Linked DNA regions of Homo sapiens: region 2 is linked to region 1. Evidence: chromatin loops called from intact Hi-C (ENCODE). Cell type or tissue: mammary epithelial cell. All regions are shown on one strand.

Region 1 (8,000 bases):
TAGTCCCAGCTACTTGGGGGACTGAGATGGGAAGGTTGCTTGAGCCCAGGAGGTGGAGTCTTCAGTGAGCCATGATTGTACCACTCCACTTCAGCCTGTGCGGCCAAGCGAGACCTTGTCTCAAAAATAATAATAATAAAATAAGACTGGGTGCTGTGGCTCATGCCTGTAATCCCAGCACTTTGAGAGGCCAAGGTGAGCAGATCACCTGAGGTCAGAAGTTCGAGAGCAGCCAGGATAACATGGTGAAACCCTGTCTCTGCTAAAAATACAAAAATTAAATGGGTGTGGTGGCACACAACTGTAATTCCAGCTACTTGGGAGGCTAAGGCAGAAGAATTGCTTGAACCCACGAGGCAGAGGTTGTAGTGAGCTGAGATGATGCCACTGCACTCCAGCCTGGGCGACAGAGCGAGACTCAGTCTCAAAAATAATAAATAATAATAATAATAATAATAGTAGTAATAATAAAATAGCTCTGTGGACTCTGATAATGCTTTCGCTCTTATGAGTAAAGCTACATATATTTAACTTATACACATGCCAATGTCCCATCATTTTAGAACATGATAAAGGGAACACAGGGAGAATTAAATTTTTTTTTTTTTTTTGAGATGGAATTTTGCTCTTCTTGCTCAGGGTGGAGTGCAATGGCACGATCTCAGCTCACCACAACCTCCGTCTCCCGGGTTCAAGCGATTCTCCTGCCTCAGCCTCCTGAGTAGCTCGGATTACAGGTATGCGCCACCATGCCTGGCTAATTTTTAGTAGAGATGGGGTTTCTCCATGTTGGTCAGGCTGGTCTCAAACTCCTGACCTCAGGTGATCTGCCACCTCAGCCTCCCAAAGTGCTGGGATTACAGGCTTGAGCCACCGCATCTGGCCAGAATTAAAATTTTTAAATTGAGCTGTTTGAGCTCTTTAAATAGAGCGGGGAGGAATTAAACTTATAGACTTATTTTTTGCCTTTCATCTCTATAGGTTTGTTTGTTTATTCGTTTTTTTTGAGATAGGATCTGGCTCTGTCACCCAGGCTGGAGTGCAATGGCATGATATCTTCTTACTGCAACCTCTGCCTCCTGGGCTCAAACCATCCTCCCACCTCAGCCTCCAGAATAGCTGAAACTACAAGTATGTGCCACCATGCCCAGCTAATTTTTTTTGTATTTTGTAGAGATGGGGTTTTGCCATGTCATCCAGGCTGGTCTCAAACTCTTGGCCTCAAGCGACCCTCTTGCCTCGGCCTCCCAAAGTGCTAGGATTCCATGTGTGAGCCTCCATGCCTGGCCCATCTCTAGAGTTTCTGTTTCCATTTTACTTGATGCTACTAAATGCCCTTAAATGGTCCCCAGCTTAGTGATCCTCTGAATTGTTGGTGGCCAGTGCTCCAATCAGCTCTCTGGGATGGATGAACCTTTACTGATGTCTGTGGGTCCAAATATCTTTGCTCCATTGGCCCCTGACTTTCTCTACCAGCAAGCAGCCTTGATCTGGGAAATCATCTAGCTGGGAGGAGCAAGGCAGGAAGTGGGAGGGAGGGTGGAGTGGGGGAGCGGGGCTGTGGAGGCCTGGGCTCCAGTTCTGATATATATGTGTGTATATATATATATATATATATATATATATATATGTATATATATTTTTTTTTTTTTTTTAGCAGGGTCTTGCTCTATTGCCCAGGCTGGAGTGCAGTGGTGCAGTCATGGCTCACTACAGCCTTGAACTCCTGGCCTCAAGTGATCCTCCTGCCTCAGGCTCTCAAAGTGCTGGGATTACAGATGTGAGCCACCGTGTCCAGCCCCAGTTCTTTTTCTTTTTTTTTTTTTTTTTTTCATTTTTTCTTTTTTTGAGACAGAGTCTCACTCTGTCACCCAGGCTGGAGTGTAGTGACGTGATCTTGGCTCACTGCAACTTCCACCTCCTGGGTTCAAGTGATTCTTGTGCCTCAGCCTCCCGAGTGGCTGGGACTACAGGCATGTGCAGCCACACCTGGCTAATTTTTGTATTTTAGTAGAGATGAGGTTTCACCATGTTGGCCAGGCTGGTCTCGAACTCCTGACCTCAGGTGATTCACCTGCCCCAGCTTCCCAAAGCAGGCCCATTAACCTAGCCCCTGGGAGAGTGGTCTGTGGAGGGAGTCTCCAAAGCCTACTCTGTCTCAGATCTCAACTCCTTCTGCCTTTCTGGGATTCTGGGAACCCCTCCCATGCCTCACCCCATTTTCCCTGCAACAGATGAACAGAAGGAATGTCTGCCATGAGCTACTGCTCTGTCCACCCTGCACAAGCTTGTGACCCCGTGCAGTGGGTCTGGGATGGGGCTGCAGGGCCACTGTGGAGGCAGCGGGACTAGCCATTGTGGCTAGGTGGGAGGAGCCCTGCAGGTGACCTCCTGGAATGGGAAAATAAGCAAGATCATGTGGTGGCCTCAGGAAGGGCTGGAGGCATGGCTGGCTCTTCATCAGCATAGAGGTAGGGAGGGGGCAAAGCAGAAAGTCCTGCCTCAGTCCCCCACTTTCCCTGCATGTTGATACCAGGGCTTTTGGGTATTCTTGTTTCCTCGTTTGCCTCCTCCTCATCCCCACCCCTGTGGCTACAGTCCTGGTCCCCTGTCCTGCCCTGGGGGTGCACAGGCTGCCTGTGGAATGAGTGAGGAAGGATGGGAGGACTGATGGTGTGGTGGATAGACAATTCAGGGAGGAGCAGGTGAGAGAGAAGGAGGCAAACAGTGAGTGGCTGCATGGCTGTGAAAAGCAAGGAAAGTTGGTGAGGAGTGTCCAGTACCAGAGGGGCTTTGGGTGTGGGTGGATGGAAATGAACAATTCGCCAAAAAAAGAACACTACATAGCCAGGTGTAGTAGTGCATGCCTGTGGTCCCAGCTACTTGGGAGGCTGAAGTGTGAGGATCGCTTGAGCCCGGGAGGTCAAGGCTGCAAAGAGAGATGATCGCACCACTGCACTGCAGCTTGGGTGACAGAATGAGTTCCTGTCTCCAAAACAAAACAAGACAAAACAAACAAACAAAAACAGAAAAAGGGGAACACTACAGAAAGGTGAGGGCCATTCTGTGTTCTCACTCAGGGCCCTGGACACAGGATGATCCCGGATGGTGAGGCGGAGGTGAGGACATTGCTGTATGAGCGGAGAGTTGGCTGAGCTGCTAGAATCCCTTCCTCTGAAACGAAGCAGTGAAGGGATGGTGTGGGGAAGGTTGTCAACCAGCCAGCATGCTCCTGGGCCTGTGGAAGGGGAGAGTGTCCACGGTTCACTTGGGGTCCCAGGGACCTTGCCAGCCCTGTACTGGGCTTTGGCATGAAGGGGTGGAGAAGCTCTTCCAAGCTCTGACTGGTGTCTTGGTTACTAAATCCTGAGGGTGGCATGATGAGAACACCAGTGGGGAGCCTTTGGCTGTGGGGTTCTGTGAGTGAGGCAGCATGAAGCAGAAGTTGCCTCTAGATGTCGCCATCTGACCACACTGGCATCAGCTGAGTGCCGTTGGAGGAAAATGTTCATGAGATGCGGCCTGAGGCCTGTCCCCAGCCCAAGCTGGGTCTCCTGGCGACTGCAGCTTGGAGCACCTTTGGAAAGCCTCCTGGGACTTGGGATGTCTTTGGGGCTGGGAACAAGTGTGGGTGGAGGAAGGGCCGGTCCTGTGGTCACCCAGCCCTGTCTTGTAGGGAAGGAACTGCTGGGGTCCCAGGAGAAGCCAGAGCCAGGCAGTGAGCTCCAGATGGTGGGGGAGTGGCTGCCACCTTGACCATCTTCCCCCGCATGGCTGTTCTCCTCTGTGGACCACCCCATGCCTCTGACCCCCATCCTCCCTACCCCATTCCCTACAGCCAGTCCCCACAACCACTCTTCCAGCAGCCCGGGGGGCCATTCCCATCTGTCCTCCCCTGTCCCAGTTCCAATAATGGACTACACCACCTTTATCTTCCACTGCCCCAAATGACGGCTGTCCGTCTAGTCAGTTCCACCCACTACACCACAGTCATCGTGACCATGTCACTCCTTTGCTCCGAACCATGGCTCCCCCTCACCCTAAGGAGGAAAGCTCAGACTCCCTCTCCCCAGGGTGGCCTCTCCAGCCTCCTCCATCTGTTCCCAGCAGGGTGGGCATGGCTGTCACATGTTCCTAGAACATGCCAGGCCTTTGGCCTTGCTGTTCCCTCCGCTGGAACACCTACCACTGCACCATCCACCTCCACCTGTCTTGTTCCTGCGACTCAGCATGACTCTGCTGAAGCATCCCCTGCCCTGGGAAGACTTCCTGGCTTTCCAGGCAGTACCAGCTCCTGTCTCCAGTTCCCATGGCACTGGGACCTCCATCACATCTCCTCAGATAGCTTGCCAATGTCTGTCAGTCTGTCTGCCCTCTTGGCGGCACCAGGGACCTCCTCTGACTCTCCTCTGAGTCCCCAGGGATCAGCCCAGTGCCTGGTATGAAGTAGGCACTTGCACATGCATTTAAAATGTTAGGGAGGAAAGAGTGGGAAAAGAGAAAGAGATCCTTGTCTTTCCTCACAAGCTGAAGTCACCTCTTGCAAGCATTGGGCCTGTGCCCTGGTTATCCCTGGGATGGAGCCGAGAACCCTCCAACTTTTGCTTCTTGCTATGGGCTTTTTGTTTTGAGACAGAGTCTCACTCTGTTGCCCAGACTGGAGTGCAGTGGCAGGATCATGGCTCACTGTAGCCTCAACAATGTCCGGCCTCTAAGCCCAAGCTAAGCCATCATATCCCTTGTGACCTGCACGTATACATCCAGATCACCTGAAGCAACTGAAGATCCACAGAAGAAGTGAAAATAGCCTTAACTGATGACATTCCACCATTGTGATTTGTTTCTGCCCCACCCTAACTGATCAATGTACTTTGTAATCTGCCCCACCCTTAAGAATGTTCTTTGTAATTCTCCCCACCCTTGAGAAGGTACTTTGTGAGATCCACTCCCTGCCTGCCAAACGTTGCTCCTAACTCCACCGCCTATCCCAAAACCTGTAAGAACTAATGATTAATCCACCACCCTTTCTTTGCTGACTCTCTTTTCGGACTCAGCCCACTTGCACCCAGGTGAAATAAACAGCCTTGTTGCTCACACAAAGCCTGTTTGGTGGTCTCTTCACACGGACACGTGAGACAAACTTCCCCTGGCTCAGGTGATCCTCCCACCTCAGCCTTCCGAGTAGCTGGGGCTACAGGCGTGCACCATCACCTGGCTAATTTTTGTATTTTTTGTGGAGATGAGGTTTCGCCATGTTGCTCCAGCTGGCCCTGTTATGGTTTTAAGGATAACCACAAATTCCTTGACACTCTTTCCATCAAGGAGTGGGGTCTAATTCCTCTCCTCTTGAATCTGGGCTGGCCTTAGAGTCTTGCTTATAACTGTCTCACGCACGTCCATGTGAAGAGAGTCCACCAAACAGGTTTTGTGTGAGCAACAAGGCTGTTTATTTATTTTGGACTCAAGGCGGGCTGAGTCCGAAAAAGGAGTCAGCAAGGGTGGTGGGATTATCATTAGCTCTTATAGGTTTGGGGATAGACGGTGGAGTTAGGAGCAATGTTTGGCAGGCAGGGAGTGGATCTCACAAAGTACCTTCTCAAGGGTGGGGAGAATTACAAAGAACCTTCTTAAGGGTGGGGGAGATTACAAAGTACATTGATCAGTTAGGGTGGGGAAGAAACAAATCACAATGGTGGAATGTCATCAGTTAAGGCTATTTTCACTTCTTTTGTGGATCTTCAGTTGCTCCAGGCCATCTGGATGTATAGGTGCAGGTCACAAGGGATATGATGGCTTAGCTTGAGCTCAGAGGCCTGACAACAACTAATAGAATATAGTAAGTCTTTATATAATGTCCTCACTTAATGTAGTTCTTGGAAATTGCAGCTTTAAGCAAAATGACATACAAGGAAACCAATTTTGTCATAGGCTAATTGACATAAACAAGAGTTAAGTTCCTACAGCATATTTCTGGTGATAGAAATATCATCAGACTTCTAAATAAAGACCCAAATGCTTCTCATATTAAACATTGAAACACGTGTAAGAAAGACTAATAGAAACAAGGCCAGGTGTGGTGGCTCACACCTGTAATCCCAGCACTTTGGGAGGCTGGGGAAGGTGGATCACCTGAGGTCAGGGATTTGAGACCAGCCTGGCCAACATGGCGAAACCCTGTCTCTCCTAAAAATACAAAAATTAGCCGGGCTTGGTGGTGGGCACCTGTAATCCCAGCTGCTCAGGAGGCTGAGGCAGGAGAATTTCTTGAATCCAGGAGGCGGAGGTTGCAGTGAGCCAAGATTGTGTCATTGCACTCCAGCGTGGGCAACAAGAGTGAAACTCCATCTCAAAAAAAAAAAAAAAAAAGAAAGAAAGAAAGATTAATAAAAACAAGTAATAGAATTATTTATCCAGTTATTCCAGTTCAAGGTCATGGATGGCTGGAGCCTATCCCAGCAGCTCAGGGCGCCAGGCGGGAACCAGGCCTAGACAGGATGCCATTGCCTTGAGTACACTCACACTCATGCAGACTGGGAGCATGCAGACAAGCTAGTTAATCTAACATGCACATCTTTGGGATGGGGGAAGAAACCAGAGTACCCAGAGAAAGTCCTCTACAGACTCCACACAGACAGTAGCCCCAGCCAGAAATAGATTTTTTTCTTCATCAATGTTGTAACAAAATAATGTTGAACAAAATGAGCCAGGAGTGGTCGCACACCCCTGTAGTTCCAGCCACTTGGGAGGCTGAGGCAGAAGGATCGCTTGAACCCAGGAGTTTGAGGTTACAGTGAGCTATGATCATGCCACTGCACTCCAGCCTGAGCAATAGAGACCTGTCTCTAAAACAAACAAACAAACAAACAAACAAATCATTAAAAAAAATAATAAAAGCTTTCAGTGACATCCTCCCATTTCTGCCTCCCACCATCCTCCCCTGCTTCCAAGGAGTCAGAAAAATGTCACAATCCCTTCATGATGTGCAAGGCTGAGTGTGACCTGGCCCTGCCCACTCTTCAACCCCATCTCATACCTCTACCACTTCTGTGCTTCAGCCACTCTGAGTTGCTTCCAGTGAGGGAGTCTCTCTGTTAACTGGACATAGTAGGGACTCAATTTGTGATAATTTGTGATCATAAACTAGGTCACATCTGTGAGCCTTGCTGAGCACTTTACATGTATTATCTCATTTAATCTTCATGCAACCCTATGATCAAGTATTATTAACCCATTTTACAGATGAAGAAACTGAGCCTGGGCATGTAAAAGGTTGTGCCCAAGGTCACAAAAATAGTAAATGCAGAGTCGAGTTTGAAACCCTGGTGTCTGAATCCAAACCTTCCTCAGCAATCATGTGATTCTACCGAATAGGTATTGATTTGATAAGAAGCATGTGCTCCACCTGCTCCCCAAAGGCCGGGCAGCAACTTAGGAGGGAGAGTGAGCTGTTGGTCTATGGAAGCATTCTAGCAAGAGCTGGGGAGCACTAGGCAAGATGTGAATTGGACGGAGTGTGGGGGCCCCACCCTGAGGCTGGGACCTCTGCCTATGCCTGGGATTGGGGGCTGTGTGCACGCATGGGTCATGTGATACCCTGTATATGGCCTTTCCCTGTGTCCAGGCCAGCCTAGTCCTTGGGGCTGGGGGTGGGCAAGAGCAGGTGGAAGCTTGGGGAGCCCGCCTCGAGCAGGCAGAGTCCAGCAGACCATAGCCTGTCCACTGTCCTGACCCTGTGGCCCTGGACTGGCCTCTGCCCTGGGCCTGGCACCTCTGGCTTGGGGAAGGGCCCAGAACTACTCAGGCACACAGTGAGGCCTGCCCTCCCACCTGCTACCAGGCAGAATTTATCTCAACTGAGTGAGAAATAGAGAGAGGGAGAGAGAAAGAGAGAAAGGGAGAGAGAGAGAGAGGCAATTGCGTAAGAGGATTTGAACAAAAATGGTTATGGCACTGGTGTTTGTAAGAAAGAGAAACTGGACACTGTTTACATGTCCTCCTCA
Region 2 (8,000 bases), 110 kb after region 1:
AGGCTAACAGCTGTCAGCACAGGTAACAACCTGGGGAAACCATGAGGTCCCTTCCACCTACCCCTCATTTCTAGCCCTAAAGTAGAGGGAGACCACTTTTCCACACCAGCAGATTCCCTCCCCCAATCTCACATCCCCTCTGGAACCCACTGGGGCCCACTGTACAGACCAGAGGCAGGAATACCACTGGCTTTAGGTCTAGGACATCACCCCAGGACTCCTGACTCCCTCCCAGCTACTTGCCCTTCCTGGCTTCACTCAGGCTGCCTGCCCATGGCCAGACAGATGCCCAGAACAGCCCAGGTGTCTCTACTTGGGCATCTCACGGGTGTATTCCTCCCTGTTCTTGCAGATGATGTCACCCCTAGCCTCGGGTCTCTTCCATCGGGCCATTTCCCAGAGTGGCACCGCGTTATTCAGACTTTTCATCACTAGTAACCCACTGAAAGTGGCCAAGGTGAGTGCCTCTCCTTCCCCAGGGCTCAGCATGGAAGGGCAGGATGGAAGCACCACTGAGCATCCTTTCTTCTCTCTATAGAAGGTTGCCCACCTGGCTGGATGCAACCACAACAGCACACAGATCCTGGTAAACTGCCTGAGGGCACTATCAGGGACCAAGGTGATGCGTGTGTCCAACAAGATGGTAGGTAGAACATTCCAGCTGCCTGACCTGGCTGCCTGAGGGCCATCCTCCTATCCTGGTACCCAGCCACCCCCAACTACTTCCCCAGGGACCCTGTCTCAAGAGCACACGAGGGAGACTTCCTTTAACTCTGATCCCTTCCTCTCCCCCATAGAGATTCCTCCAACTGAACTTCCAGAGAGACCCGGAAGAGGTAAACAGGCCACATTCTGCAATTTGAGTATTTATTTAACACCTACTTTGTGCCAGGCACTTGGGATACTTAGGGAATTGTTCAGGCCAAGATCCCTTCCCTAGTGGAGCTGATGTTCCAGTGGGGAAGGAGAATAAACCCTATAAATAAATATATTATCCACCTCCTTAGAAGGTGATAGGTGAATAGCAAGGAATGGAGAGGGTAAAGGGGTTGGACATTTTGGGAGGTATGGACTTTTAAATAGAATGGCTAGAACAGGACTCAGTGAAGTGAAATTTAGCAAAGATTTTCAAGAGGTGAAGGAGTGAGCTATACAGATACCCGCGGCCATCCCAAGTCCACGTAATTTGGTCCTGCCTATCCTGCTCCCCTCCCACACCCATCCTCCTGGGGCTCACCATGCCAGCCCCAGCCTTTTCCCAATCAAAGAACCTAGGCTAGAGCAGCCTCTGAAGGGGCACCCAAGGTTGCAGGGACCCTGGGAGGATACTTGAGGAGACTGGCTGGAAATGCCCTTTGCCTTGTAGATTATCTGGTCCATGAGCCCTGTGGTGGATGGTGTGGTGATCCCAGATGACCCTTTGGTGCTCCTGACCCAGGGGAAGGTTTCATCTGTGCCCTACCTTCTAGGTGTCAACAACCTGGAATTCAATTGGCTCTTGCCTTATGTAAGTGAGTAGGAGTTCAATTGGCTCTTGCCTTACGTAAGTGAGTACCATAGTGGAGGCAGGGAAGGATGCCTCTTGGACGGTGCTGGGCACCAGGTCAGATGCCAGTAGCCCCTCTGTGGATGCCCTATGTTTGGGAGCCTCCTGTAGTCCCTGTACAGTGAAAACTGGCCATGAATGATGGAGGGGAAGAAGGGAGAAGTATGGCCTGCTGGAGATTTGAGGACCACAAATTCTCAGATCATAGTTTAGATGGGTTATGATGTTCATTCCCAAGCCTCTAGGCAACTGCAAATCCTGAAGCCCTCCCTTGCTCCTGGGTCAGGGTAGATGCCCCAACTCAGGATGGACCCCCACTCAGTACCACTTCAGCTCTGGCCCAGGTGGTAGTGATGAGCAGGATGGGAGCAGGGGGACAAGAGAGAGTCATGGGCCCTTCCTGGGCTGTGTGCTGTGTCTGATAACTCATCATTAGATGGGCAAGACCTTTGGGGCCTTTGTAGCTCTGGCCAGAATCCCTCCTAATGCTCAGGCCTGACCCACACTGGGGTCCTTGTCTTGTGAACAGATCATGAAGTTCCCGCTAAACCGGCAGGCGATGAGAAAGGAAACCATCACTAAGATGCTCTGGAGTACCCGCACCCTGTTGGTGAGGGACCCAGCTGGCAGGGGTGCTCAGTTCGGACAGGGTTGACCCCCCTGTTTTTTTTAACCTAGTAGCTGCTCTTTGCAAAGGGGCTCCCAGCCAGGGTAAGGATCTTTCTTGGAGGGTCTGGGGTTTGCTGTGGGATCAGATGACTGCTTACAGGTAAGGTGCTCAGGGTCACAGGGGCAGTTATGCAGCAAAATCAGGGGTTACAATCAGCAGAGACAGAAACTTTCCCAGGAAGCTCCCTTTCTCCCCCTCCCAGGCCAAAAACTCCTGGGGGGCTGAGCATGGATCCAAGTCACTGGTGGGCCCACCTCTGGCCCAGCTGGCACCCAGGCCTCAGGTAAGTGTGGCCTCCTCACTCAGAATATCACCAAGGAGCAGGTACCACTTGTGGTGGAGGAGTACCTGGACAATGTCAATGAGCATGACTGGAAGATGCTACGAAACCGTATGATGGACATAGTTCAAGATGCCACTTTCGTGTATGCCACACTGCAGACTGCTCACTACCACCGAGGTATGCAGGGTCCCCAAGAGTGGCCACACTGGCCCCGTCCACTCTCCAGGTGTGCTGTTTACCAACTGGGCTTATCGACTGCTCCCCTACCCTCTCTGTACTTCTGGGCTAGTATAGGATTCTAAGATATCACAGAGGAGGCAGCATGCTATCAACTACAAGAGAGGAAGGGGCCAGGCACGGTGGCTCACACCTGTAATCCCAGCACTTTGGGAAGCCGAAGTGGGTGGATCATTTGAGGCCAGGAGTTCTAGACCAGCCTCACCAACATGGTGAAAACCCATCTCTACTAAAAGTACAAAAAAATTAGCCAGCTGTAGTGGCGCATGCCTATAGTCCCAGCTACTCAGTAGGCTGACGCAGGAGAATCGCTTGAACCTGGGAGGGGGAGGTTGCAGTGAGCCGACATCACACCACTGCACTCCAGCCTGGGCAACAGAGCGAGACTCCATCTCAAAAAAAAAACAAAAAAAGTATAAGAGAGGAACTGTTCTTCCTTAGGAACAAGGGCAGGACCTCAAACAGTCCAGAGGAGAAGCCTGGGGTGGTCAGGGAAGGCTTCCTGGCTGAGAGGACAGGCTTAGGGGCACCTTGAAAGTTCAGGCTGACTGGGGCTAGGGGAACATGTGGGTAACAGGTTAAAGGGGGGGGGGCTGGAAAATGCAGACACCAAAGACCCTTCAATATGAGGCCAAGAAAGGAAGGTTCAGAACAGGGAAAAGGAAGGCTTCCATGATCCTGGCCACAATCCTGTGAATTAGGTTTTAGTATTCTCAGTCTGAAGATAAGGAATTATTGATACAATTCAGAAAGGTAGAGCAACTTGCTTTAGGTCACACAGTGAATGAGTAGTGCAGACAGGATTCAAGTCTGCCCCCTTGATTCTGAAGCCAAAGCTCTTTTTCCTGCTTGGTGCAGGTGAGTGGGAGGCATGGGGTGGATGAGAAGCCTAGGCAGAGGCTTTTCCTGCATCCCTCCTCAGTTTCCCTATTCACAGATGCCGGCCTCCCTGTCTACCTGTATGAATTTGAGCACCACGCTCGTGGAATAATCGTCAAACCCCGCACTGATGGGGCAGACCATGGGGATGAGATGTACTTCCTCTTTGGGGGCCCCTTCGCCACAGGTGCAAAGGTCCCACCTGATACCCCAACTGGGTGTCCAGTCTCCCACCTCTGGATGCAGACCCACCCCTCCATTGGCTGGCCACAGGGAGCTCACCAGTTCCTAATCTGTTATGCTCTCCCAAATGAAAGTCTTCTGCTCCGGAAGCAGCAGAAGCAGCAGGAGTAGGGTGGGAGGTCAGTGTCCCCTGCTCTGTCCGAAATCCCACATCCCATTCTGCCCCCAGGCCTTTCCATGGGTAAGGAGAAGGCACTTAGCCTCCAGATGATGAAATACTGGGCCAACTTTGCCCGCACAGGGTGAGTCTGCCCCCCAGCACATCTGGGCATTCTACCTGCCCAGTGCTGGACCTGAAGAAGCCAGCTGCTTCGGATATTTGCCCCAGCATGTCCTACAGGAACTGCCCAGTCGGCCCAAACAGGGTGCCCCTTCTTCTTCAGCTTTCCTCAGTCAGTCACCGGATCCTAAACGTCTCTAGAATGTGTCCTTCTTGATCCATGACCCACACTCTTCATTCACTCAAGCATTCCACAGTCATTCACCACTGCACTCTTTTGGGCCCAGCCCCAGTACTGGGAGCTGGAATTCAAGGATGTTGCAGACATGAGCCCCATCCTCCAGCAGCTCACCACATAAAATCAGGAAATTACAATCTGGTACGCTGAGAGCTGTACTGGGGGAGCACAAGGCACTTTGAGAGCATAGAGGAGGTGTCTGGCCCAGCCTAGGGGGCAGGTGACATGTAAAGAGAGCTTTGGCTAGCCTTGTGACTATTTTCTTAAAGTCTCGCTCTGTCACCCAGACTGGAGTGCAGTGGCGCAATCCCAGCTCACTGCAATCTCCGCCTCCCAGGTTCAAGCGATTCTCCCACCTCGGCCTCCTGAGGAGTTGGGATTACAGGCCACCACGCCTGGCTAATTTTTGTATTTTTGTAGAGGTGGGGTTTCACGTTGGCCAGGCTGGTCTTGAATTCCTAACCTCAAGCTATCCACCCACCTCGGCCTCTGAAAGTGCTGGGATTACAGGCATGAGTCACTGCGCCTGGCCTCTCTCCTTTCAAATCATCCTCCTTATGACACTCAAAGTGTCTTTCTTCTTCTTTTTTTTTTTAAATTTTTTTGAGACATGGTCTCACTCTGCTGCCCAGGCTAGAGTGTAGTGGTGCAATCACAGCTCACTGCAGCCTTGACCTCCCAGGCTCAAGCAGTCCTCTCACTTCAGCCTCCCAAGTAGCTGGGACTACAGACACATACCACCATGCCCGTCTAATTTTTTTTTTTTTTTGAGACAGAGTCTCGCTCTGTCACCCAGGCTGGAGAGCAGTGGTGCAATCTCAGCTCACTGCAAGCTCTGCTTCCCGGGTTTATGCCATTCTCCTGCCTCAGCCTACCGAGTAGCTGGGACTACAGGTGCCTGCCACCATGCCTGGCTAATTTTTTTGTATCTTTAGTAGAGACGAGGTTTCACCATGTTAGCCAGGATGGTCTCGATCTCCTGACCTTGTGATCTGCCCGCCTCGGGCTCCCAAAGTGCTGGGATTACAGGTGTGAGCCACCACGCCTAGCCTAATTTTTGTATTTTTTGTAGAGATGAAGTCTTGCTATTTTGCCCAGACTGGTCTCCAACTCCCGGGCTCAAGCAATTTTCTCACCTATGCCTCCCAAAGTGTTGGTCTTACAGGTGTTAGCCACCATACCCAGCCCAAGGGGTCTTTCTGAAATAACATCTGACCAAGTCACTCTCCTGTTTAAAACTCTTCATGGCTTCTCTCTGCCTCCAAGATAAAGTCCCAGCTCCTCAACCTTGCGTGAAAGGCCTTTCAAAATCTTTCCTATGTCATCTCCTTTCCACTTTGATCCCTTTCACACACTCTCTTTTTTTTTTGTTTTTGTGTTTGTTTTTGAGACAGTCTCGCTCTGTCACCCAGGCTGGAGTGCAGTGGCGCGATCTCGGCTCACTGCAATCTCCACCTCCCAGGTTCATGCTATTCTCCTGCCTCAGCCTCCCGAGTAGCTGGGACTACAGGCACCCGCCACCTCGCCCGGCTTTTTTTTTGTATATTTAGTAGAGACAGGGTTTCACCATGTTAGCCAGGATGGTCTCGATCTCCTGACCTCGTGATCCGCCCACCTCAGCCTCCCAAAGTGCTGGGATTACAGGCATGAGCCACCAGGCCTGGCCACACACACACTCTGTTTTTACCTAACTCTTGACTTGTGCTTCCTCCAAAAGCCTTGGTCTTTTATATCTCTCAACCTGGCACATACTGTTTGCTCTGCCTGGAAGGCCCACCCCAATACACACTTTCCTACTCTTTATTAAAGTTCTAAGTATCATCTCCGTAAAGCCCTCTGGAACCCCAAGTCCCAAGGGCAAATTAAACGAGGGAAGGGTGAAAGAAAGAAGCAGGATGAAAAGGAACACAGGTAATCCTCTCTTTTTTATTTCTGGGCAGAAACCCCAATGATGGGAATCTGCCCTGCTGGCCACGCTACAACAAGGATGAAAAGTACCTGCAGCTGGATTTTACCACAAGAGTGGGCATGAAGCTCAAGGAGAAGAAGATGGCTTTTTGGATGAGTCTGTACCAGTCTCAAAGACCTGAGAAGCAGAGGCAATTCTAAGGGTGGCTATGCAGGAAGGAGCCAAAGAGGGGTTTGCCCCCACCATCCAGGCCCTGGGGAGACTAGCCATGGACATACCTGGGGACAAGAGTTCTACCCACCCCAGTTTAGAACTGCAGGAGCTCCCTGCTGCCTCCAGGCCAAAGCTAGAGCTTTTGCCTGTTGTGTGGGACCTGCACTGCCCTTTCCAGCCTGACATCCCATGATGCCCCTCTACTTCACTGTTGACATCCAGTTAGGCCAGGCCCTGTCAACACCACACTGTGCTCAGCTCTCCAGCCTCAGGACAACCTCTTTTTTTCCCTTCTTCAAATCCTCCCACCCTTCAATGTCTCCTTGTGACTCCTTCTTATGGGAGGTCGACCCAGACTGCCACTGCCCCTGTCACTGCACCCAGCTTGGCATTTACCATCCATCCTGCTCAACCTTGTGCCTGTCTGTTCACATTGGCCTGGAGGCCTAGGGCAGGTTGTGACATGGAGCAAACTTTTGGTAGTTTGGGATCTTCTCTCCCACCCACACTTATCTCCCCCAGGGCCACTCCAAAGTCTATACACAGGGGTGGTCTCTTCAATAAAGAAGTGTTGATTAGACCTGAATTTCTCCACCTATAAAATGGGTGTGTGAAGTGAATGATGTCTCAATTTGAGCCCTGAGAGAAAGGAAGTATTGCTGCCTGTTCCTTAGTGGGCTGTGCCTGGATGCTACACTCAGTCAAAGGGTGCTACTGCAAAGTTGCCTGGGGTACAAAACACTTGCCTTTTGCCTTCATGGTCTCAAGTGCACCCCTCAGGACAGCCACACCCCACGCTCACTTGTCCATCAGTTTAGGTCTTAGTGCCACATCTAGATTCCTCTGGCCTCTCCTGCAGCCCGTGTGTATCCCAGCCTGTCCCACAGTTTTGTTTCGTTGTTTTGTGGGGTTTTTTTTTTTTTTTTTGAGACGGAGTTTTGCTCTTGTCACCCAGGCTGGAGTGCAATGATGAAATCTCAGCTCACTGCAGCCTCAGTCTCCCGAGTTCAAGCGATTCTCCTGCCTCAGCCTCCCAAGTAGCTGAGATTACAGATGCCCACCACCATGCCCGGCTTATTTTTGTATTTTTAGTAGAGATAGGGTTTCATCATGTCAGCCAGGCTGGTCTCAAACTCCTGACCTCAGGTAATCCACCCGTCTCAGCCTGCTGAAGTGCTGGAATTACAGGCATGAGCCACCATGCCTGGCCACTGTGGGCTTTTTGGTGGTAAAATACACACGACAAATTTTACCATTTTAACTATTTTTGTTTTTTGTTTTGTTTTTTGTGGTTTTTTTTTTTTTTTTTTTTTTGAGATGGAGTCTCGCTCTGTCGCCCAGGCTGGAGTGCAGTGGCACGTTCTCGGCTCACTGTGATCTCTGCCTCCCGGGTTCACGCCATTCTCCTGCCTCAGCCTCTCGAATAGCTGGGACCACAGGTGCCCGCCACAACACCCAGCTAATGTTTTTTTTTTTGTACTTTTAGTAGACGGGGTTTCACCATGTTAGCGAGGACGGTCTCGATCTCCTGACCTCGTGATCCACCCACCTCGGCCTCCCAA

Evidence for each region. Peaks named below come from ENCODE experiments on the same cell type or tissue, not always from the same donor. Only the 100,000 strongest peaks of a DNase experiment are listed, where the experiment ranks them.
Region 2: it touches region 1 in a loop (5-fold over the local background); 6 of 110 quality-filtered maps call a loop at or near these places.

Annotation. Positions count from the first base shown.
Region 1 is chr16:66,891,915-66,899,914 of GRCh38, forward strand. It overlaps LOC124903700 (a long non-coding RNA gene), which reads left to right and starts at 444. Exons shown (of 2, transcript XR_007065089.1): 1 at 444-737; 2 at 3,081-5,100. LOC107984821 (a long non-coding RNA gene) reads right to left here. Exons shown (of 3, transcript XR_001752244.2): 3 at 7,775-8,000. RefSeq lists an enhancer at 7,194-8,000. In mammary epithelial cell, a CTCF peak has its summit at 3,455 (motif pointing right); a DNase peak (open chromatin) is centred at 3,467; H3K27ac peaks cover 2,031 bases.
Region 2 is chr16:67,002,718-67,010,717 of GRCh38, forward strand. It overlaps CES4A (carboxylesterase 4A), which reads left to right. Exons shown (of 14, transcript NM_001364782.1): 6 at 353-457; 7 at 539-643; 8 at 798-836; 9 at 1,367-1,507; 10 at 2,076-2,156; 11 at 2,523-2,676; 12 at 3,674-3,802; 13 at 4,028-4,100; 14 at 6,257-7,700. The coding sequence ends at 6,425. Among named protein-coding and RNA genes, the nearest start is that of CES4A, 18 kb to the left of the region's middle. In mammary epithelial cell, no CTCF peak of the experiment used is centred here; no DNase peak of the experiment used is centred here.